Linked DNA regions of Mus musculus: regions 2 and 3 are each linked to region 1. Evidence: chromatin loops called from intact Hi-C (ENCODE). Cell type or tissue: gastrocnemius. All regions are shown on one strand.

Region 1 (8,000 bases):
ATGTGCTCCTCTCCCAGTTAACACAGTTAACTGGTAACAGTTCACAGTAGGTGCTTGCCATGAGCGCCACACTGCATTAGGACTGTGCAAACGCTACCCTAATTCACTCTCTTCCTCTACACTGTCCATATGGATGTCATATGGTCAAAAATAAAGCTTTTCAGACTATTATCCATTGACATTGGTTATAGAGCTTGAATAAGACAACTTGAAGGTTAATTCACATAGGGTTTAAATCAGGGATCTGCTGTAAGAAAGGGAGAGTCATGCAGGACCCCCACCCTCCCTGTGCAGATGGAGCTGTTTGAGAAAGCATGGTCAGAGCTCTGAGTCAGGCTGAGTTCTAAGTCTGTTAAATGACAAGAAACACAAGGAAATAGGTTTTAGAAAATCTAAATAAAATACTACTCAAGAACACAACAAATAAGGGGCTGGAGAGATGGCTCAGTGATTAAACAAGAGTGATCGACTGATCTTCCAGAGGAACCGGATTCCATTACCAGAACCATCATGGCAGCTAACAACCGTCTGTAAGTTCAATTCAGGAGGGCCTGACTTTTTCTTCTGGCCTCAGTGGGTACTACATGGACATGTTGCACAGACACACAACACACGCAGGCAAAACACCTATGCACAAAATATAAATAAAACTCGCCACTCAATCCAGGGAAGTGAAACTCTGTGGTCATACAAATATATGAATGGCCGTCACAGCTTTATCTGTTAACAGTTCAAAACCACAAACAATACAAGATATCCTTCAATAGATGCACAGTTTAAAACATGCAGACAAATAAAACGTACCAAAGAACACATATAAAACAAGGCCAATGAGCTCAAAAAGCACCTTTATTTTAGTACACTTACAAAGGAAGATGGACTCTTGATCACTTCTTTATTTATGAAAGTAGGTTTTGTTTGCTTGTTTGTTTTACCCTACTATGTGCAGGTCTATGCACTAGGAACTGCACTTAACCGAATCTGCAATTCTAAGAACTTTATGGAAAGCCTGGGCTTAGCATTTAAAGAAGGACAGCAGGGATACTCCAAGAACCCTCATTTTACAGGGGAACTCCAGGCACAGAGAGATCAGCTAGAACTTGTTTCAGTCAATTACTGCAGCCACCTGGGGATAAAAGCAGGAGAAACCAGCTTCTTCTTCTTTGTTTAGCACCAAGAATGTGCTTATTAAGCAAGTCTGTCTGTTAGTCTCCTACATCCAAGAGAGTTTTAGAGGCACCAAGTATACAAAGAATGTCAAGACACTGACACCAAACTTTTCTCAAAAACCTGGCAGCACGGGTGCGGGGCAAGGGTGGCAGAAGCAGGACAGAAGCAATAGCAAATGCGTCTGTGTCCGTGCAGGACTCCAACGCTGTCAGAGGAAAAGGCAGTCTAGTGCTTAGCTCTGACAGAAGCCTAGATCTCAGTATCCTGGGATGGTAGTGGGGAGCAGCTAAAGGAGTCTATGAAGGTCACTGCCAGTGGCAGCAGAAAGCCTAGAAACCAAGCTGTTTACTCCAAGAGACAGGATTTTCACAGCTGGTGAAAAAGGCAGGTGTTCTTTTCCTGTCAACTCCTTCCTGACCAGTAGCACACATTTGTAGTTCTCTGGCAGAGCAGAGACCTTGTGAAAGCAAACATCACCATCCTGTGAGATGTCACCAGGTGAGTTTAGTTACCCGATTGCAAAAAAACAAAAGTCAAGCCATCATTTCCAGCATACACCAAATAATAGACGGAAAGGCCTCAGTATGAACGAGCAGATGTGCACTGCAGCAGAAAGCGAAGCAACCAAGTACATCTCGTTTGCAGACCGACTGCTGCAAACTGGAGGCCATGAAGGCGTTAGAGTGCAGATCCAATGACAGCTGAGACAGGCTTTCCAGTTGGGAGAAAGCAGAAGCCTGTGTAAGGGTGGCCCTGACAAATCTTCAGATGACAAACACAAGGGCTCTGACCAAAAGCGACCATCACACTGAATAAAGAATCCATTTCCTCCTTTTCCTCACTTCCCTTCCACTGCACTAGAACCATTCTGAACTACGCTGCTTCTTTCTCTCCAGGAAAGTTCTCATTTCCTACCCTTTCCAACTCAAAGAGAATCATGTACAGAAGGGATCTCCATCAGTGTAACGTTGGTAAAACCATGTTTATGACTGCCATATTCTTCCCCCCTTTCAACCTAAATTAAACATCTCATCATTTTCTCTAGTACTTCTCATAGTAAAATCTGTATGCACTTCACAACTATAAGAAGAAACCAATTATATTTGCTTTTCCAAGACAAAGTTCCGAGTAGCACAGGCTGGCCTCAAACTAGCTATGTAGCCCAGGCTGACTTTCAGCTCCAGATGCTCCTGCACCTGCATCCTGAGGACTGAGGCTATAGGGTTGTCTCCTCAGGCTTGGTTTGTATCACCAGTAATCACGGTTTTATAAGCAGATTGAACCTTAGCACACTGCAGAATTATGACCCAGGTGCACAGACCTAAAGAGAAGCAGCACTAGTCATTTTAAACTACTCAATGGACAAACTACTTTAAGAAAAACAAAAATTATCATCATCCTTCCAAACAAGCAATGTTTTGCTTTTGAACTACAATTTGGATTTCAGAACAGACTAAGAACTAGAGAAATGCCTCAGCCATTAAAAACAGTTGCAGCTCAATTGTGAGAATCTGGGTTCAGATGCCAGCACTCACATCAGGTGGTTCACAGACCTGATGCCCTCTTCTGGTCTCTGTGGGTACTGCATACATGTGTACATATGCTCACATAGATACACAGAAAAATAATAATGATTAAAAAATAGTCTAGTATTTTCATCAAATTCTTAGGTGATTCATAATTATATCTAGTTACCTCCCTTTTATATATATGGTGAGTTTTACAGAGTGGTAAATAGATTTTCAAATTACAATTCAGAGTGACACGAAGTTTCACTGACAGCATATATCTCATAACTTTTTTTTTCTGGGAGACATGGTTTCAGTCTGTCGTCAAGGCTAGCCTCAGATGCACAATCCTCCTATCTCAGCCACTCTAGCACTGGTGTTACAGTGGTGTGCCTCAGTGTCACAGTGTCTAGCATACTTTTTAATTCCTAAGACTTAGTTCTATCACAAGAAAATATATTCTGGCTGGAGAGATGGCTCAGCAGTTAAGAGCACTGACTGCTCTTCCAGAGGTCCTGAGGTCAATTCCCAGCAACCACATGGTGGCTCACAATCATCTGTAATGGGCATTCAATGCCCTCTTCTAGTGTGTCTGAAGACAGCTACAGTGTACTCACATACATGAAATAAGTAAATAAATCTATAAAAAAAAAAAAAACAACAACAACAAGAAGCAGCAGCAGCAGAGAAACACTGTGGGTGCTGGAGGCGCAGGTCATCTTAGGAGTGGTGTGCAAAGCATCCAAATGGTGTGCTGAGAGCTGGGCAATAATGGAGCACGCCTTTAATCCCAGCACTCAGGAAGCAGAGGCAGGTGTGTCTTTATGAACTCAAGGTGGGCCTGGTCTACAGAGAGAAGTCTAGAACAGGCAAGGCTACACAGAGAGACCCTGTCTAGAAAACAAAAACCAAAAAGAAAAAAAAATTCACTCTTTAAGTAATCAGCCTAAAACTTAAATTTGGAGCATGGCAACCTTTTTAGGTGAGAGGGAAAACTAAAGACCACTTAGCCAACCAAACTGGATCCTAAGTAATGGTAAGGGAGCAACTGAACACAAAACAACAGTGACACCTAGTGTTAGACAAGCATCAACTCCTCTGCAGTGGAAACAATTCCCTAGTTAATTGCTTCTCTTCTTTAGAAACGCATACAACTTCACCGTGCATTTAAATTGTCTATAATCAAAATGTGTGCACAGGTTCACTAAAGATATCACGTCGAGAAAAGTATCTGAGAGCATAAACTCCAAAAAGCCAGACGTAGTGATTCTTCCACGTGTCCACATACAACGTACAAGGAAAAAGGAGTCAGGGACATACACTGAACACAGACAGAGATGGCTACGTCTCTACCTGGACATGACAGGATGACCTGCTGAAGAGTTTTTTAAGTGCAACTAGAAAGAGTAATTGGGGGCATTTCATCAATACTTGAAGAAGATAACAAGTACAGACAGAAGCCTTGCTTATGTACCCAGAGGTAGTCAAACTGCACTCCTGCCCTGCAGCCCTGCCCTGCAGCCCTGCTCCTGCTGCCTCCCAAGACCTGCTTATTACACAGCTGATCCGCCCAAGGACGCAGACTTGGGTATGGCTGAGCCCACTGGAGCACCTGCACAGTCTTGGCTCACTGAGGACTCTGAATCAGCAGCTACATTAGCCCGAGCTTCTGTGTGAAGGTGAGGTTGCACTGGGCTTACCTATTTGTTTTGGAAACTTCATCCTTTCCTCTCTTAACGCCAAAAACTCTTGTGATCAAGGAACTAAAGAGAAGTGTGGATGAATTTCTCACCTAATGTAAAATAAACAGAAAGTGAGAGTTAGAAAGTAGTTACGGCACGAAACCCATTTATAATGTTTAAACTAGATATTCAAAATCATTAACTAATTAGGTGGGGCTAAAGAAAATAAGGATTGTGTTCATAAAAAAGGCAACTGAGAAAAAAAATTCTGATAATTCATTCAATGGCTTCCTTTTCAGCTGTACCAGCTGTGCAAGTCCAACCACTGCACACAGCAGAGTCTTTCTAATACCATACTTCTAAAACCAAAGCGGACTTTAGTTTCCCACGTCACCTGACAATGAGCACACCAGGGAGACCCGAGCTCCTCCTTTCATCTGTGAAGGACACTCGTGAGGTTTAACTTGATAGAATCCATGAATTAAAGCAGCCAAGGCGGTTAGTATTCAGGATGGTATTATTAATCTTACAATGCCAATAGCCCCCTCAAGTTATTTAACTCAGAAGATTTCTTTTCTTTCTTTGTTTTTAATTTATTATTATTTTTCCCACCCAAGATAGGGTTTCTCTGCATACATAGTCCTCCTGTCTGTCATGGAACTCCCTCTGAAGACCAGGCTGGCCTTGAACTCACAAGAGTTCAAGAGTTCACCTTCCTCTGCTGGGATTAAGGGTGTGCAGTAACACCACACAGCCTCTGAAATTATTTTATGATAATTGATTAATAAAAAGTAAAACAACCAGTCACAGTAGCACAAGGCTGTAAGACCAGGATTTGGGAGGTCGGAGCAGGAGAATCGTGAGCTACAGGCAGGCCTGCTTGGGTAATATCATGAGGGCATATAATGTCTTGGGTAATATCATGAGGGTATATAATGTCTTGGGTAATATCATGAGGGTGTATAATGTCTTGGGTAATATCATGAGGGTATATAATGTCTTGGGTAATATCATGAGGGTATATAATGTCTTGGGTAATATCATGAGGGTATATGATGTCTTGGGTAATATCATGAGGGTATATAACGTCTTGGGTAATATCATGAGGGTATATAATGTCTTGGGTAATATCATGAGGGTATATAATGTCTTGGGTAATATCATGAGGGCATATAATGTCTTGGGTAATATCATGAGGGTATATAATGTCTTGGGTAATATCATGAGGGTATATAATGTCTTGGGTAATATCATGAGGGTATATAATGTCTTGGGTAATATCATGAGGGTGTATAATGTCTTGGGTAATATCATGAGGGTGTATAATGTCTTGGGTAATATCATGAGGGTGTATAATGTCTTGGGTAATATCATGAGGGTATATAATGTCTTGGGTAATATCATGAGGGTGTATAATGTCTTGGGTAATATCATGAGGGTGTATAATGTCTTGGGTAATATCATGAGGGTGTATAATGTCTTGGGTAATATCATGAGGGTATATAATGTCTTGGGTAATATCATGAGGGTATATGATGTCTTGGGTAATATCATGAGGGTATATGATGTCTTGGGTAATATCATGAGGGTATATAACGTCTTGGGTAATATCATGAGGGTATATAATGTCTTGGGTAATATCATGAGGGTATATAATGTCTTGGGTAATATCATGAGGGCGTATAATGTCTTGGGTAATATCATGAGGGTATATAATGTCTTGGGTAATATCATGAGGGTATATAATGTCTTGGGTAATATCATGAGGGTATATAATATCTTGGGTAATATCATGAGGGTGTATAATGTCTTGGGTAATATCATGAGGGTGTATAATGTCTTGGGTAATATCATGAGGGTGTATAATGTCTTGGGTAATATCATGAGGGTATATAATGCCTTGGGTAATATCATGAGGGTGTATAATGTCTTGGGTAATATCATGAGGGTGTATAATGTCTTGGGTAATATCATGAGGGTATATAACGTCTTGGGTAATATCATGAGGGTATATAATGTCTTGGGTAATATCATGAGGGTATATAATATCTTGGGTAATATCATGAGGGTATATAATGTCTTGGGTAATATCATGAGGGTATATAATGTCTTGGGTAATATCATGAGGGTATATGATGTCTTGGGTAATATCATGAGGGTATATAACGTCTTGGGTAATATCATGAGGGTATATAATGTCTTGGGTAATATCATGAGGGTATATAATGTCTTGGGTAATATCATGAGGGCATATAATGTCTTGGGTAATATCATGAGGGTATATAATGTCTTGGGTAATATCATGAGGGTATATAATGTCTTGGGTAATATCATGAGGGTATATAATATCTTGGGTAATATCATGAGGGTGTATAATGTCTTGGGTAATATCATGAGGGTGTATAATGTCTTGGGTAATATCATGAGGGTGTATAATGTCTTGGGTAATATCATGAGGGTATATAATGTCTTGGGTAATATCATGAGGGTGTATAATGTCTTGGGTAATATCATGAGGGTATATAATATCTTGGGTAATATCATGAGGGTATATAATGTCTTGGGTAATATCATGAGGGTATATAATGTCTTTCAAAAGAAAAGGGGGCAAGATCATGTGGAGAGATGGCTCAGCAGGTGTAGGACTGGGTGTTTTTGAAGAGGACCCAGCACCCATTTGGTTCCTCACAACCAATTACAACTCCAATTTTAGATCTAATGCTGTTTTAACCTCCTTAAAACCAGGCAGACATGTGGTGCACACATATACATGCAGGCAAAACATTCACACAGGTAAAATAAGCAAATAAATCTTTTAATAAAGGAAAAATTATTATGAATAAAGCATAATTATTACTCCAACATACTAACAGAGCCTATCTTCACTAAGCCATTGTGTCAAGATCCTTCGGAATCACAAAAAAATCTTCACTATCCTAATATTAGCCTTCCTCAATTATCTTATCAAATGAGCGAGTACTGAGTTATACCAGAATCATGAAGAACACTCAGAATCAGAAATTTTAAACTTCTATAACAGAACCTATATTAAAAGTAGGCATCATCATAATAATGTATGTCAACTAGTAATATAAGCAGAGAGATTATCAAAACTAAGAATGTGAGCCAGCAAAATGGCTCAACAGATAAAGGCACTTGATGCTAAGTCGGATGACATAAGCTCCGTGCCTGGGACCTCTATTGTGGAAGGAATGCTAGGAAACACTTTCCCATGTGTCCTTTGTCACTTTAATATCATCTTTGGAGAAATGCATGTACTTTTAATTGGGGTGTCTTTTTCTTACTGAGTTTTAAATAGCCTTTATGTAAAGCGCGGGGTCTTGCCCATGCAAGGCAAGTGATCCATCACTGACCCATAACCCCAGCTGTTACTTTGTTTTCTTCTGCTTTTTAATAAGCTCTTAACAATTATAATGTGACTGACTGCTACACATGAGCTGTATAATTATGTACTCAAGCACAGGAAAGTGCAACGCATATTTTTGAAGAAGGTAACAGTAAAAGCAGTAGAATTAGAAAGGGGCTTCCGAAGCCATTGCACTGAGAGCCACCGACTCAGCTGTCCAGAGTGCTGGCAATAGAAATGGCAGAGCACTGTGTCTAGGCCAGTTAATATCCA
Region 2 (8,000 bases), 490 kb before region 1:
TAGAAGGGAAGTGCAAATTTTGGCTTCAGATTTGACACCGTGAATGTGACCCCAGCTTATTATCCTCAGTGTGTGGCCTCCAGATAGAGTGGGACACAGCTCCCAGAGGCCTGCCTTTGTCACCAGTAGGTATTTGGAGGCTGAGACTGGCTTTCCAAGGCCAGCCTGGCAGAGGATACAGTGCTCAGGGGGAACATTCAACTTGGTTTCGGGTCCCTGTAGTTCTGGGATTCTCCTGGCTCTGCAGCTTATTGATGTGACCTTTGGAAGTGATGCCATCCCATGTTTTGGTGTGGCTGGGTCTGACTGGATGGTCTTTGGCCTGCACCCAGTCTTTGAGTTCTCTGCCGATGACTCTAGCCTTCTGTCACTCCAGCTTCCTATTCAGTCTGATTAGAACTGAACACTGTTGCTCAATCGCTGAGTCCCCAGCGTCTTACAAGGCATATAGCACATCAGAGCTATTTATTGTGTTTGTCAAATGGATAATAAGATGCAACTCTGGCTTCCAGAAGTTAGCCTTGTTTGTAGAGAAGAACCAGACAAGCTGGGTGCTGGAGGGTGAGATGCAACTCTGTCAAACCAGGTCACAAGTTTTGCTGGGCGGCTGGAGGTCAGTGGGATCCAGGGCTACGCTCAGTTCCTGGAGGACCTGATGAAGAACCAGGGAGCAGGCCATTTGGGGCCATTGGAGTGCATAGCTACAGCAGTGGCCCAGGCTTGCAAAATAGACTAACACAGCCATGCAGAGGCATGGTCTTCCTGGAGTGGTGTGCAGGTCAGGTCCTGGGGCCTGTGGGAGTTGAGCAGTCTGGAAAAAGAGGGCTATAAGGAAATTGCAGAGCGCTGAGGCCTTGGACAGCCCCCTCTTACCCCCCCCCCCGCCCCTGTTTGTTTACTCTCTAGCTTTGAGCACAGGGAAGGCCTCCTGCTAGCCCATTATATGGAAGTTCACTATGAGGCTCAAAGATCTTCCCCCACCCCTTGGTGCAATGGGAAACAGTGACATTCTGAGGCTCAGCTGAATGGTCACTCTGTGTTCCCCCCCTCCCCCCCACGTGTGCTTCCTAGTGTCATGGAGCCACCTGAAATGTCTTCCAGGGGCTTTGGAGCTGAGGCTATGAGACGTGAAACCGCAAAAACAATCTTTTTCCTCCTTTCTCCTTTTCCTTTCTACCTCCCTTGCTTTCTTTAAAGCGTGGTCTTGCTATGTACCCCTGGCTGGTCTCGAACCTGCAGTGAACCTCCTGTGCAGCCACGCCCATCTCTGAGGCTGGGAACTTTACTTCATCTCTTTGCCTTCATGCCTCCTTCTAAACGACTGTTATTATACAATGCAGACCAGAGCAACACACACACACACACACACACACACACACACACACACGCGCGCGCGTACACATACACGCGCGCGCGCACGCACACACACACGCACGCACTCATGCACGCACGCACGAGTGCGCACACACACACACACACACACGCCCACACACATGCCCACGCGTGTACACGCGTACGCGCGCGCACACACACACACACACACACACACACACTGATATAATGAACACCTATGGAGCTATGAAACAGATTCAGAAATAGAATTATGATGCGACCATGGCCCTTATGTGCAGCTCCCCCAGTGCACACCTCTTCTGCCCCTTCGTCTGCCGAAGTGACCTCTAGCCTACACTTGGGCTTTCTCAATGTCCGTGTTTGTTCTTTTCTAAAGCTACATGCAAGTTTTGGCTGTCATTATTTTGAGGAAGATCTCTTGAAGCTCAGGCTGGCTTCAGATTAGTTACATAATCAAGGCTGGCCTTAAGGGCCTGCTTCTCTTACCTTCATCATCCGAGTACTGGAATTATGGGCAAAGCATACAACTGTGGCCTGGCTTATATGATAGTTAAAAATTATTAGAATATAGTAGTTGTATCTAATAGTGGGCTCCATTGCAATATTTCATACATACATAATACATTTTGATCATACTCAGCCCACTACCATCTCATCCCCCTCCTTATGTGTACATTTTTAAAATTCATTTTATTTATTTATACATGAGTGTTTTGTGTGCATGCCAGGAGAGGGCATCAGATCCCATCACAGATGGTTGTGAACCACCATGTGGTTGTTGGGAATTGAACCTGGGTCCTCTGGAAGAGTAGCCAGTGTTCTTAAACTCTGTACCATCTCTCCAGCCCCATGTGTAAGTTTTTAAAAGGCATTTCCAGGGTTGTTTAGCATTCTTTGGAATCTCGAATAAATTGTGACACTGTAGTATATGTTCTGCAATTAGCTTTTCTCCCCACATGTGGGCAGAGCTCATGCCTGCTGACACGTGTAACTCAGCACTGCTGAGAATCTGATTGCATGAAGATGTCATTTTCCCAGGAGCCCTTGCAGCCCCTGGGGCTGGAGTGGATGGCCCACCCCAGTGGCTCTGATCACTTGGGCGTAGCCACCTCTACAGGGACGCTCCCACCTTCTTCTCCCCACCCCTGTGGGATGGCAGGGCTGGGCTCGTTCCTTCTTTGCCTCGCTGAACCATTGCTTCACTGAGCAGGAATTCAAGTGAATTTTAGGCAACCCTTGTGTTTCCCATAAATCAGTGTCGAAAGTGAAATCCTAGCACGAGGGGCTGCAATTGCAACCAGCTGAGCGCAGCAGGGCAGACTAATTTGAGCCTGCCCTGAGTGGACATGGGTTTTTGACAAGGCTCTGCCAAGCCCTTCTTTAGCACCTAGAGACGTGCTAGGCTCAGTGCCAGCCCATGAGCTGGCCCAGGCTTAAGGGGCCCACCTTCTCTCTGTGCTGACCTCTCTTGCCTTGCCTAGTGGCCTACTGGGTACTAAAAGGTGGCCTTTGAGCCAGGAGCAGGCTGTGCTGGGGGTTCACATCATTGCTCTTATGAAGGAGAAAGATGGAGAGCCCCCATGGCAGCTCAGCCCTAGGAACTCAGAGCTCTGGGTGCTGTTTGGTGGCTTTCCAGGACTGGTCACTCCTGCCTTTGCATCACTAGTGCCACCAACACTGTGGCTTAGACTATAGAAATGTATTTTCTCACAAGTGTGGAAGCTGGAAGACCAAGATCAAACTGTCGGGGTCAGGGGCTTCTTTAACCTCCCTCCTTGGCTGGCCATCTCTTTCCTCAGTGGCCCCCTCGAAACTGAGCCCCTGACCTCTCTGTGCTCCCCTCTTCTCTCCTTATAAGGACACTAGGCACAGGAGGTTAGGGCCCACCCTAGCAATCTCATCTTAATGGGCCTCTCTGTCTTCATGTCTCCAAATATGGTTGTACTTATAGGCGCTGGGGGCTTGGGCCTCAACAGGGGAGTTTGAAAGTACCCAGTTCAGCCCATGACAAGGGTTATGGGGGTCATATACAGGGTGGCCATGGGATTAAACAGTGTTACAGCTAAGAGGAATTATTTATGTCATAGCACTTTGTATGTGTATATACCTCTAAGTGTATGTTTCTCTCGCCCTCTCCCTTCTCTCTCTCTCTCTCTCTCTCTCTCTCTCTCTCTCTCTCTCTCTCTCTCTCTCTCTCTCTCTCTCTGTGCCTGTTTGTGTAGTTTATACATGTGAAGACTAGGTCAATATTAATATTGGGTATCTTTCTTAATCAGTCCTTATTTTTTGAGACAAGCTCTCTTAACAAACCCAGAGTGCCCTGATTTGACTGAACTGGCCGACCAACCAACGCCAGGGAGCTTCAGTCTCTGCCGCACAACCCCATGGTTCCGGGTGCTGACGTGGGTCTCTCTGCTTGCACAGCAGGCACGTCACCGTCACAGTCACCGTCACAGTCACCGTCACTAGCAGAGCCTCTCCCCAGCCTTCCCACCATGAACGCGTTGTTCATCCTTTGAAGTCCTTGTGGGTTTCTACTTCTGCTGGACCCCAATAGTGAGCACTTGGAGTATTCCTTACGCCTGGCTTCCTGTAGGTGGCAGTAAAGACCCCTGTTGGCTCCGTGTGCTCATCTCTGGCAAAGAGACCAAGCAGTAGAAAGAGAACTGTCTTTTCCTACATAAACGCTCTGCTTTGGGGCCCACAGGGCTCTGGACTGGCTTGAAGTGGACCGTGTGCCTGTGGGTAGTCATAGGCACTGACTCTAAGCAGAGTCACCTGTTTATCTTAGTTTCAGGGACTAAGTTTCATGAAGGGGGTTATGTGACTGCAGTAGAGATGGAGGTTGGTCACGAAAGTATGGCTTTGTGATCCTTGTCATGAGCACTTCCCTTCAACTACTATGATAGGGTGTTTGTGTGTGTGTGTGTGTATTGATTCTATGTGCACATGCATGCTTATACATCTGTGTGGGAACAAGTTTGTGCATTTCCATGAGTATCTTGTGCTCTCTCAGTTGCATCTGTGTTCCTGTGTCATTGTGCATATGTCTGTGTATTCGTGTCACCATGCGTTTCGTGCATATGTGTGTGTGTAAGTGTGTTAGACGTGTGATGGGGTGAGGGAGGGATGAGGCAGGAGGCGGCAGAGGGCAGAGGCTCTGGCCTTGACCCAGACCAAATGACCACAGATGTGACCTTTCCCCCTTTCCTGTGGCTATTGAGGTCACTGCCCTGGGAGACTGAAGAACTTTCTTTTGGAACCATGTGGGGCTCAGCCTGGGGAAGCAGAAAAGCGGCTCCAAAGGCAAACCGGATGATCTTCATCCTGGGGAGCCTGGAGCCAGCAGGGCCTTGTTTAATTCTGCAGGAATGTGTAAGGTTCCCACCCAGCTGAGCAGGCCCCAGCCTGACTTAGAGGCCTTAGACTCAGAGCCACCCAGCCAGAGGCTGGTGCCTTCGACAGGGGGACACCCTTCCGGAGAGACAACACATCAACCCCGGGGTCTGGGGTGGCCTAAGTGGGTGACAGTGTCTGTGCCAGGGTGCCCAGCCCTGCGCTGCATGAAACAAGAAGCAAAGGGGAGATAGATGCCCTGGCCCCAACCTCAGCTCTGAGGTTAGCTGGGGTGCTAGCAGGCAAGAGGCAACTGGCCAGTAGGAGAAGGTGTGTGTGTGTCTGGGTGTGTGTCTGGGTGTGTGTAGAGGTGACACACTCAGGTAGTACAGAGTAGGCAAAAGGGGCAGTACCCATCTGTGACCATTGAGAAGGCTCCTGGGGAGCCTTGGTGGGTTTTGTTGGGCACAGTGGGAGTGGCAGGGCTTTGAAGGTTGTAGGGAATGTACTGGAAGGCTTTGCGAATGGTGTCTAGGTGGGAAAGAAAGAGTCTAGAGAGAATGTGTGTGCACATTGGCTGGGGGATGGGGGGACAAGAGGAATGCGAGCCAAGAAAATCAGCCCCAGTCCTCAGGACTGGAGAGTGCGGGCCAGGGGTCATTTGTAGGCAGTCAGGAGCTACTGAAAACCCTCAGCAGGGGCTACCCTGATGAAAAGTGTGAGGTGGTGTGTGTGTGTGTGTGTGTGTGTGTGTGTGTGAGGGTGTTCCCTGAAGACAGATGGGCTTTGTGATGGGCCACAGTGTGGGTGAGGCAGGGTTGGCATTCAAAATGAGGAAGGCTGGGCTGGCATGGGGTCGTTCGTGGCTTGAGTAATGTGGTAGAACCATGTTACCTTTTGTCTCTGTTTGTTTCAGATCTTGGTTCTGTGTTTGGAGTCCCCTGACCTGTGTCAGTTTGATATCTTTCCTTTATCACAGCTCAATGTACCAGTAGTGCCCGAGACAAAGAGACCAGACCCAAGGCAGTCCAGACTTCAGCCTGTCTTCTCAGCCTTGCCAGGGTGTCTGATCTCTGAGTGAGTTTCTGAATAGTTCACCTACTGGTACCAAAGTCCAGGCTCTGTCGTTAACAGTGAGGAGAGGCAGAAAGGAAGGGAGCCCTTGACTGCAAGTGCGTGGGTGTCCTTGTGGACGAGCACGCAACCACCAAGACTATTCCATTCAGTCCCAGTAAAGGCTGAAAAAGATTTCTAAGTTTAGGTGTGCTTAGGGGTACACCTAGCCTGGGTAGGACAGCTTTCAGCCTGGCACACAGTGGAGACCCATGTTTGTTGAGTGAATATGTGTAAATGTGGTCACAGCTCAGGCTCCCAGGACAAACAGAATTTCTGACTGGTCACCCACTGAAACCTACCAGAAAGCTGAATCACATGAAGTCAGCCTGCCTGGGCCTCTTTAGCACATGGCTATTGGCTGGACCTATCCCCAGTTCCTTCCACATGCATGCATGTGCATGCACATACATACACACACATGCATATGTGTCCGTATACATATACACACATGTATATGCCTTGTACATACATACATGGAGTATTTCTCCATCAAAACTGGGGCCATGGTTGCATAGTGTTCCTCTTCAGGAGCCACTGGCACCTGCAGGTTTAACTACAGCCTCTCCTAACCATTCTAAGCTCAATACTTCTGGTAGCATGAGAAAAGGCAACCAGAACCTCCCTTGGAGATGACCTTGGCCTGAAACCAACCTCTCAGGCTCCTGGGACAGGGAGATGGAAAGGGGTGTCTCCCCTGGTCTGAATGAGGAGCCCCTGGCTTGACTCTAGGCAAAGGTGACTTCCCTGGTAGGGATAGGGTCCTGACAAGATCCCCAGGAGCTGAGCACATGGGATTCTGAAGCTAAAATACATAGAAGGCAAGATCCCCAGTCCTACACTCAGGAGTCCTAGGCAGTCACAAGGGCCAGGCTGTGGGGTCCCTTGGCAGAGGCCTGCTTTGTCTCTAGGGCTCAGGGGCCAGGTGTCCTCAGGTGTCCTTGAGGTGTGCTGTTTGCCTGAGGAGCTAATAGAGGTATCTGACATGACCGTGAGTGGGTAGACGGGCTGACCTGTCTGAACAGGTCCAAAAGCTGCAAGGAGGAAAAAAATCCAGCAAGGTGTCGTCAGCTCCTGACTCCTCGAGCTCTCGGCCCTTCACTCAGCCCCCAGTCCATTCTTTACATGTTTGCCTCTGCCTCTGGACCAGGTCCTGCGGAGCCTGGAATGCCTGACTCTGCACTAGCTTCACAGCTGGCCTTCTTCTGAGTTCTGGCCACTTCATGGCTGTGTCCCATGGGCTGCTGAGGGCCCTGAGCTCCTCATGTCACAGTGTCATTGTACAGAAAGACAGGCACAGACTTGCTAGACACAGGGCTCAGAGCCACACGTTCCTGCAGTGTTTGAGTCCTGTGGAGGGACTCCTTCCCAGTTACAGGACTGGGTCCATTCTGGTGACCATGCTAAGCCGCACTCAACTGTGCCTAAGGCATAGGGGAAGTCGGTCACTCGGAGCTTCTCTTTATTTAAAGTTTTGGCATCTTATTCATCCTGCATATTTGGAATTAATCTTGAATTTTAAAAATATTGCTTCAAATATTTGAATTGACTGTTGAGGTTTGGGGTGTTCTGTTGCACTTCGCTCTTGAGACAAGGACCTTGCTGGCTCCCCCCGCATGGGTCCGAGTCTGTGACAAAAGTAAAGGGCACACAGAGAAAGGAGATCTGGGTTTGGTCCTGCTGTACCCATGAGCAGAGACGTGTAGGAATGGAAGTAGACAAGACTTTTCCAAGAGGGGGCTCACAAAGTCTGGTGTGTGTGTGTGTGTGTGTGTGTGTGTGTGTGCGTGCGCGCATGTGTGCTTGCGTATGCGTATGAATCTTTTTGTAGGGGTGGGAAGGAGAAACAGACTTTCAGGATTCCTGGTGTGGGCTAGAGTATATTTGAGTCTTTAGACATAGAAAGAGAATCAGGGAACAGCACTGGGCAGAGGGAGAGAAAGTCCCCAGAGGAAAGTGAGAGATTTTAGTTTCTGAAAGGAGAGCCTGAGAGAAGGGATAGGAAAATAAGAAAGTTAAGGGGCAATGCCCTTGCCTCCCACCATCAACGATGTGCACCTAGCACGCTGCATGCAGGCCGGCACTACCACAACTCGCTCACTCGAGTGTGGTCACGGCCGTGTGCCACCAGGAGAACGCAAGCCTACATGTGTGCCCCATGTCTAGGTCAACTCTCCACCCTCTCTTCCTTTTGTTTC
Region 3 (8,000 bases), 120 kb before region 1:
GGCCACACTAGTGGGCTTCAGGGACTGCCTGGCAGTGCTTCCCTTGAGTTTACTATAGTATGTATGCTCTCCCCAAGCCCCAGGCTTGAGGCTTCCTGTTAAACTGCCTCAAGAAGTAGGCCCTCCCCAGAACACAGGCTGTGGGCTGCTGAGGGAGGGCTCTTCATGCTCTGGCCTGCATGGGAAGGCACTCCCACAGCCTTGCAGGCCACTGTTATCACTGTGGAGGCCTAGGTCCCACAGGTAGTTGAGGGGGCAGGGAGGAGTGCAGTGCAGTGAGGCAGTGCAGGGCCTCTCCCATACTGCCCCCTCACCCATGCACACACCAGCCCCTTCCCTACAAGTCTTCCTGGAAGAGGGCTAAACCCTGGCCACACAGGGCATTTGGGTACCAGGGCCTAATCAGCTCAAGACTGAGGCAGGGAAGGGACATGGTGCCATAAAGTCTGTATCAGAGTAAATGACTCCAGAGGCACTAAAAGATCACTCCTACAGGACATCTGGGTGACTAGGAGAACTAACTTACTCACACACCAGAATCTACACTGCTTGGCAGAGAAGAGGCAGCAGCCTGCCGGAGCAGGCCTCTCAGGAAGAGGTGTAGAACAGCAGCCTTTAATGGCAAAGTCTAGAGCTGGGTCCTCTATAGGAGTGTGGCTTCTGCAAGAGGCCTGGGAACAGTGCAGGCTTGCAGGATCTTCTACAAGGATGATCAGGCAGCAGGAGGCCGGGCAAAAGGTAAATCAGAGTTTGTTACTTTCACCCCAAGTGGAGCTGTCTTCTGGGGGACCACATCTGTTACAATGGCTGCCCAACCCCTTGCCAATCATCTCTTCTGCTTATTTATTTATTTATTTATTTATTTATTTATTTGATCACTGTTTTGAAATATGGAGTCGGGGTACTTCCTTAGTCCACTCTGTGCTCCCAGTGGGATGGAAGACATCAGGCAGCCTCCAGGCCTCACCCTGACTAAACTGTATTTACCATCTCTCCTAGGTTAGCTCCAGCATCTTGAGTTTCCACAAAAGCTTCTTTTTGAGGGAAGAATTTCACCAGACGAGATAATCTTTACATTCCCTTTCCAAGTATAAACTCCTTCTATGGTCCTCTTAACAAAAATACAAAGATGCAAGCCATGATATTTCCATTACTGGTAACTAGCAAACGGCTGCTCGGGAGCTTCTGAAATTTTGGATTTCAAGTGTGTCTAGGCAGTTGCCTTTCACCAGTGTCTACCCGAGACCAGCGATTGTCTCTTAAAGTCCTGGACCAACCAAGCACCAATTCCTTTAAGGGCCGTCCCATTTGTTCTCTTCCCCATCCTCTTCCCCATCCAAGCACCAATTCCTTTAAGGGCCGTCCCATATGTTCTCTTCCCCAATCTTGCACAGCATCTCTTCTGGTTCTATAAGCCCACTGCTCATGATGCGAGATCCAGAGGCACCATCTTGACAGGCTCTTTCCTATCACTCTGGTATTTAAAACCACACTCCTGTTTTAAAGCTAATCTCAAACATCCAGCTCCCCTAGAAAGCCTTTTTGTCTGTACTTTTGTACCTATTTGAGCGCCACGATTGGTTAACTGTTTCATGACACTGGACTGCATGATAAGCAGACCATGACAACGGAGGCCCTAATGTGGCTCTAGCCCATGCTGAGAGTGCTCACCGCAATGCTGAGCTCTGCACTAAGGCTCCTTGCTGCATGAGTAGCAGCTATTGCTTCTTAGTCAACAAAGGCTGGGCTGTATCCATGTAACTTCTCTCATTCTGCAATCACACAGCATTAGCCTATCGAACAATTAAACCTCACCTAGCCTGTAAAGGTCTCTTTCCCTCAGAACACTTCCTTGACTCCTCAGCCCACAAGCTCGCACTTATTGCTTCGATCTCAGCTCTACAGTGACTCATCTCAGCCCTTATTAAACTCTTACTTGCTTATGGTTAATCTGTTCTTGTCTTGGTCAGACATTTTTGTTTGTTTGTTTTAAGAGATTTATTTTTTATTTTATATATATGGGTATTTGCCTATATGTATGTCTGCATACCATGTGTATGACTGCTGCCTTTAGAGGACCAGATCTCCTGGGACTGGAGTTGCAGCTAATTGTTAGTTGCTGGAAACCAAACCCAAGTATTCTGCAAGAATAACAAGTGGTCTTAACCCACTGGGCCATCTCCCTAGCATCCCCGAGTGGTTTTTGAAACAGGGACAATATCTTCCATCTTATAGTTATATTTTGGCTGTTGACACAGGGTTTCCCTATGCTGCCTAGGCAAGTCTTGAACTGGCAGCAATCCTCCTGTCCCAGCCTCCTGAGTGCTGGAATTATAAGGCCACACCCACTGTGCCCTAAAAGTATCATTCATTTTATATTCTCCATCACGCTACTACATTGTTCTCTAGTGTCTGTGAATTGGAATTGGTTTTAATTCACTGGAAATGGCTCAAGGAAGACCCTGGTTTATCTAAGAGACAGAACTTGATATACATTAAAAGGAAAAAAAAATACTGTACTAGGGCTCTACATAGTATTATGAAAATGCAAGTCAGACCATGACAATATTGTGCAAAACTTCTAACAGCAACATTCCACCCCCATTCTCCCAAGATCAACAGCACTGAGTGGAGGAAGATAGTTATTTCTGTGCCTTCAAACAAGCTTATTACTAACTCCAGGGTAGGGTTGCAGATTTCGGCATTTAAAGAGCATAAAGCATCAGCAGTTGGGGACTGAATGCCTGGTACACAACTGTGTGAAAGGACTATCTTTCACTTTCCAGTGCAGTATGACGCTTGGATCTGGATCCTGGGCTCAGTTAAACATACTAATCCGCATAAGACTGCTTTACCCCGACCAGCCTGCATAAGCCCAGCTGTCAGCAAGAAACTTCCAATTTCACTTCTTCAACAGCTTGCTCCTTGCTGCATTTGCAAAAGCAGTATGTAACGAAGAGGATGTTTTGCACCTTGTTTCACAGGTTTGGGTTGAAATGTAACTTCATACTTCTATTGTTTTAAAAATACAAACAGGATCTCAAGGTGTCCTGGCCTTAAACACTCCTGAGATGTCTGAAAGGGAAGAAGTCTGGATCTAAAATACACCAATCCCACCTCCCCCATCAGTTCTTCACCAGGTTGAAGGTGACCTCAACAGGCTGAGTTAGAGGACTGAAGAAGTCCTAATGGTAGTCTCCTCTCCCCAGAGTCTCAGACTGAGAGCAAGGCAGTGGTCACATTCCCACTCAATCTGTCTGTCCCTCAGATGTCAAGAAGAGGGACTGCTGGGGAAACCTTTTAGACAAAAGAAGGGGGGGGGGGAGAAAAAGGAGAGGTGGGGGAAGAAAAGAGAAAAAGGAACGGAAAGCACCAAGTCCAGCCCAGCCCACCCCCCCACAAAAGCAGGTGTGCTACGTGACTAGCTAGCCTTGTTGAGACTCGCGTGTCTTCCAGTCTTGGCAGGGACCACAAATGATAGCCTTACAATGCCCCACGATCACCCTACTACAACAGCCCCTTTGGGCTGGACTCCTGCCAGTGGCAATGGAGGTGGGACAGCAAGCTGCAGCAGGCTGAGGGCTTAGCCACACTGTTTCTCAGGTCACTGCAAAAGAGCGAGCTACTTCCTGTGGAGGAGAGCAGTCCAGAACACAGGAGACTGGGAAGAGGCTGGGGCCATGGGAAAGTAGAATCAGACCCAAGCCCCAGTCTTTCTGCCCTGGCAGTGTAGTCTCTTGTGTGAATAAATCTGGTGGTTAGAAAAAAAAAATGCTGTCTTCAGCTCTTGTGAAGCAAATGGAATTCTTTCTAGAGCAGATTCTGAAGCTGGCTATAGACGTCTGGGGAAGACCTGGGACTGCCACACACAAGCAAGCCCCAGCCTTGTCTCTATAAGCACATTTTACTCACATTCTTAAACCCATAGGCCCTCAAGGGGAACAGCACTCAGCTTACTGGGGACTAGTAAAGAAGGGGGACACAGGGGTGGGAGGAGTGATCAAAGGAAGCTGAGAAGGAGGTGAGCCGTGTTACAGTTCACAGTTTGCAAGTCAGAGCTGGCTTGAGGGGCCAAGTACTAGAGTGGGCCCACAAACACAAGCTCTCCCATACCTACTCCCTTCATCAACACCATTTTACTGAAACAACCAACCAACCCCCCCCCCCACACACACACATTTTTCTTACTCACCTTGAGATCTATTCTCATATTCTCAAAAGCCTATTTTCCTCATCAGACTATAAGATTTATTTAACAGAATGACAAATAGCCAACTGCATGCCAACAGAGCACCAGTCCTCCCACAGGCCCTGAGGCCACAGGGATGGCTGCCTGAACCAAGAAATATAACTTTCCCACAGTGTCCTGGTACCATGCAGCCCTGACATTGGGAGAGGCTGCAGGCCTGATGGCTTTGGAAGTCTTGAGTCTGCTTCTGCCTAGCAAGGGGGAGTAAGGCCATGAGCATGGGAAGAACATTTCTAACTGGGTGCTAGAACTACAGTGGCTGATGGCTTAGCCTTTGCTAAGTTCATAAACTATGAACTTTGTCTCAGGGTCAACAGCAGCTCTCACTTGGAGCTGGCCAAGTATTTAGGTGCTCAGGTCCTACCTTCAGTCTAACTAGTGACTTCTGAGAACACGTTCTATCTGAGCAGCTCTATTTTAGACAGTCCAACATGACAAGCAGTGTCTGGACACATGGAGGCAGTAAGGTCCAGGAAAAAGCTTGACAAGGACTTGGCAGCTGAGTACAGATATTAGCAGTTTTCAGTGGGGTCCACGCCTGTTCAGCTGTGTAGATGGATGGGTTCTCCTGACCTCTGAGGGTTACATCTCTGCAAATGCATAGGGACTTCACAGGGTTTTCCGTATTTAAATCCCAGATCCAGGAGTTTGCCTGAGAACCTGTTTTGTTGCCCTCTTTACACTGCACTGTGGTTTTAAGAAATAGTTGCAGTGCCTAAGTCAGTCTGGCCTCGCCCAGAAAAGGCTGATAAACAAACTGACCCAAGTACTGCCTGTTCTACTTTAGCCACATCTTAAAAGATGAAAATGTAACACGACCCTCTGGAACAAGGACCACATGAGGGTCCCTGGCTTCAGTGGACTTGGGAAGGCAAAGGCATTTATTTCTACAGCAGAGTCTCTCAGGGTGGGAGTTGACACTGGGAGGTTTTAAATCTTCCCCGGTGATTCCAGCATTCTACCCTGAGCATCAGGAACTATTGTTTGGAATGAAAACTTGCTACCAGCCAACCTGGCATTTGTTAGTGCCAAGACCAGGAGTCACAGTCTCCTGTGGGATCCTAATGGGAGAAGTGGCTGGGTGAGTACAGCAGTGATGTGTGTAAAGCACGCTCTATTAAAAGCAATGACCAGAGCCAGAGTGGTAGTGTCCCAGTGTCATCCCAGCAGTAGGAGGGCCGTGGCTGGCCTAGGCTAAGGAGCAAGGCTCTGTCTGTCTCAAAGTAAAATTAAAGCTATCACCATCCCCACTCTCCCAGGAGGAGGCTAGCAAGACAGAATGTGCAAACAAGCACACACAAAGAGACATAAAGCACATGGCTTGCTACCAGGATCTGAACAAGTTTTTGTTTGTTACCTGGCACCCCTGGCAGAGCACACAGTACACCCAGGCCCTAGTGGTACCCTGGGAAAGCCCAGGGAAAAGTCCTTATGAACCAGAAACAAAAGGTTAAAGCGTGTCAGTTACTGTGTTAAAACATTGAAAGTAAAAGTTGAAAACATAACCATACTTGTTTGCCTTATCTCTTGAACTTATGCCAAACTAAACTAGTGTTATACATAGGGTGTGTCAACACAGAAAAGTTAATTTTCTAATACCAAGAGCATTTTGAGATAAACTCATGGAATCATATATATTGATTGCTTCATCCAGAGCTTGGTACAAAGTAGGCATTCCAAAAATAACTTTTAAAAACCCTTAAACTTTTGGCAAGGTCTCCATGCACTGTTTGTGGGACGAGGGTCTCACAACGTACAGCAGCTGTAGCACTGCGCTGCCTCTCAAGAGACTTAGTCTGCTTTTAGAAATGAAACCTAAGGCCAGAGTTACAGACTGACTCCACACCACACGCAGCAATGAAGGCAAAGTAGAGCAATGAAGCCAATTATAGTGGCATATGCTTTTAATCCCAGCGCACTTGGGAGGCAGAGGCAGGTGGATCTTGGTGAGTTTCAGGAGAGTAAGAACTATATAATGAGACCAATCTCAAAAAACCCAGCAAAACAAACCAATAAGCCCAATCTCTCTCTCTCCGCCCCCTCATACATACACACACACACACACACACACACACACACACACAGGCATAGAGACACACAGAGAGATGCTTAAGCCCACTTTTCAACAAAAGATTCTTTTCCTAGTTAATCAAAAAGGCAAAATTAGGCAAAATTATTTTTTTTGTAGAGATGGATAGTGATAGGAAAAATCAACCCCCCAATTCCCCAAATTGAAAAAAAAAAAAACTCTGAAGAAATAATAGAGATTTTAGTTTTTGTTTGTACTTGCTATTTTTAAATGTTTTAAGTATGAAGTTACTATGTTAACCCCAGCACTTCTATCTCTTGGCTGTCCCATCACACGCTGCCAATGACAGCTCTACTTTCTGTGTCTATGAACTATCTGCTCAGCCAGCCATCTCTCGGGGTACCTCCATGTGGTGGCACAGGTCAGATCTCTCTTGCTGCTTGGGGATATAGCTGTGGCAGCGCACTGGCCTAGCATGTGGAAAGGCCTGGGTTCAATCCCTAGTTGAGGATGGGAACTTCTCTTTTAAAGATGGACTAATGTTACCATATGTATATAGCATATTTTGCTTACATTGTCAGCAATGAACACTGCTGTTCTGTGGTTTGGTGACCAGGAAGAACGTTGCTCTGAGCATAGCAGTACAACCATCGAAGCCTGCTTTCTCTTTCTCTGAACTTAGACGGAGAACTGCAGGATTAGATACTGATTCTATTTCCAGTTTTTAAGGAAGTGTGATACCATTTTCCATAGCAGCCATAAAGTTTTAAGTAATAATAATAGCAAATATTTTCATATTGCCAAGTGAAAAAAAGGAAGCTATAACTTTTATACTTAATAGAACCTTAGCTATGTTTTTTAAAAAAAGGAAAAAGATGATGTAACCACAGAGAACTGTGCTAAGAGTAGATTTCACTTTTATATTGTTTTTCAAATTATTTTTCCTTGCTATGAATGATAGCCAAGGAAAACCAGGGATGAAGTTCTGTAGAGAATGTTTCCCTTCGGCCATCCCATTCCCCACCCCAGAGCCCAGCAGCACACAAAGCTCACCTGCTTATCTTCTTCAGTTTGGTTTGTTTTTTTGAAACTGTTTCACTGAGTAGCTCAGACTGGTCTGAAATTTGCAACAGCCCCTTTGTCTCCGTACCCCTAAGTAGTAGGATTAACACACGTGTACCCACACACATGGTTTATGTCATCAAGTTTTCTAAAAGGAACATCCAATACATATTTACTCTTTTATGGCTGAGGGAAACACAAGATAACAAACCACTTCTGAAAAAACTGAAGCCCAATATAATTGTAATCCCAAGTCACAGCCAAGGTAAACAAGCCGTTTCCTCTGAGTCCTGCTTGAGAGAGCTTTTCAAAGTTCTTTCTGTTAGGGTGGAGCCTGTGACTGCTAGGACAGCAGAGCTGCAGCCTGAAGACAGCAAGCGCAGCAGGAGGACCATCCAAGGGGCCTGGACTGCACCCTGTTGTGGCATCCCTAGACAATGTTGTGACATCCCTAGACAATGTTGTGACATCCCTAGACAATGTTGTGACATCCCTAGACAATGTTGTGACATCCCTTCCCAGGACGGGGCTCATTCTGAATCTCACTTGCTTCCTGACCTGGGCAAGATTTCCACCCCACCGGGATCTGGTAACTGCTGCCCTCACACCGGGATCTGGTAACCGCTGCCCTCACACGGGGATCTGGTAACCGCTGCCCTC

Evidence for each region. Peaks named below come from ENCODE experiments on the same cell type or tissue, not always from the same donor. Only the 100,000 strongest peaks of a DNase experiment are listed, where the experiment ranks them.
Region 2: a loop joins it to region 1, with 2.6 times the contacts of the local background. A loop is called at or near these places in 21 of 42 quality-filtered maps.
Region 3: a loop joins it to region 1, with 5 times the contacts of the local background. A loop is called at or near these places in 6 of 42 quality-filtered maps.

Annotation. Positions count from the first base shown.
Region 1 is chr17:84,382,133-84,390,132 of GRCm38, forward strand. It overlaps Thada (thyroid adenoma associated), which reads right to left. Exons shown (of 38, transcript NM_183021.3): 26 at 4,379-4,470. Among named protein-coding and RNA genes, the nearest start is that of Gm24722, 5.3 kb to the right of the region's middle. In gastrocnemius, CTCF peaks have their summits at 2,728 (motif pointing left) and 3,757 (motif pointing left); no DNase peak of the experiment used is centred here; H3K27ac peaks cover 281 bases.
Region 2 is chr17:83,892,947-83,900,946 of GRCm38, forward strand. No RefSeq gene overlaps it. Among named protein-coding and RNA genes, the nearest start is that of 1810073O08Rik, 21 kb to the right of the region's middle. In gastrocnemius, a CTCF peak has its summit at 3,954 (motif pointing right); DNase peaks (open chromatin) are centred at 2,730 and 3,911; H3K27ac peaks cover 3,953 bases.
Region 3 is chr17:84,260,966-84,268,965 of GRCm38, forward strand. The region is part of intron 30 of Thada (thyroid adenoma associated); the gene reads right to left. Among named protein-coding and RNA genes, the nearest start is that of Gm24492, 23 kb to the right of the region's middle. In gastrocnemius, a CTCF peak has its summit at 4,699; a DNase peak (open chromatin) is centred at 3,538; H3K27ac peaks cover 4,143 bases.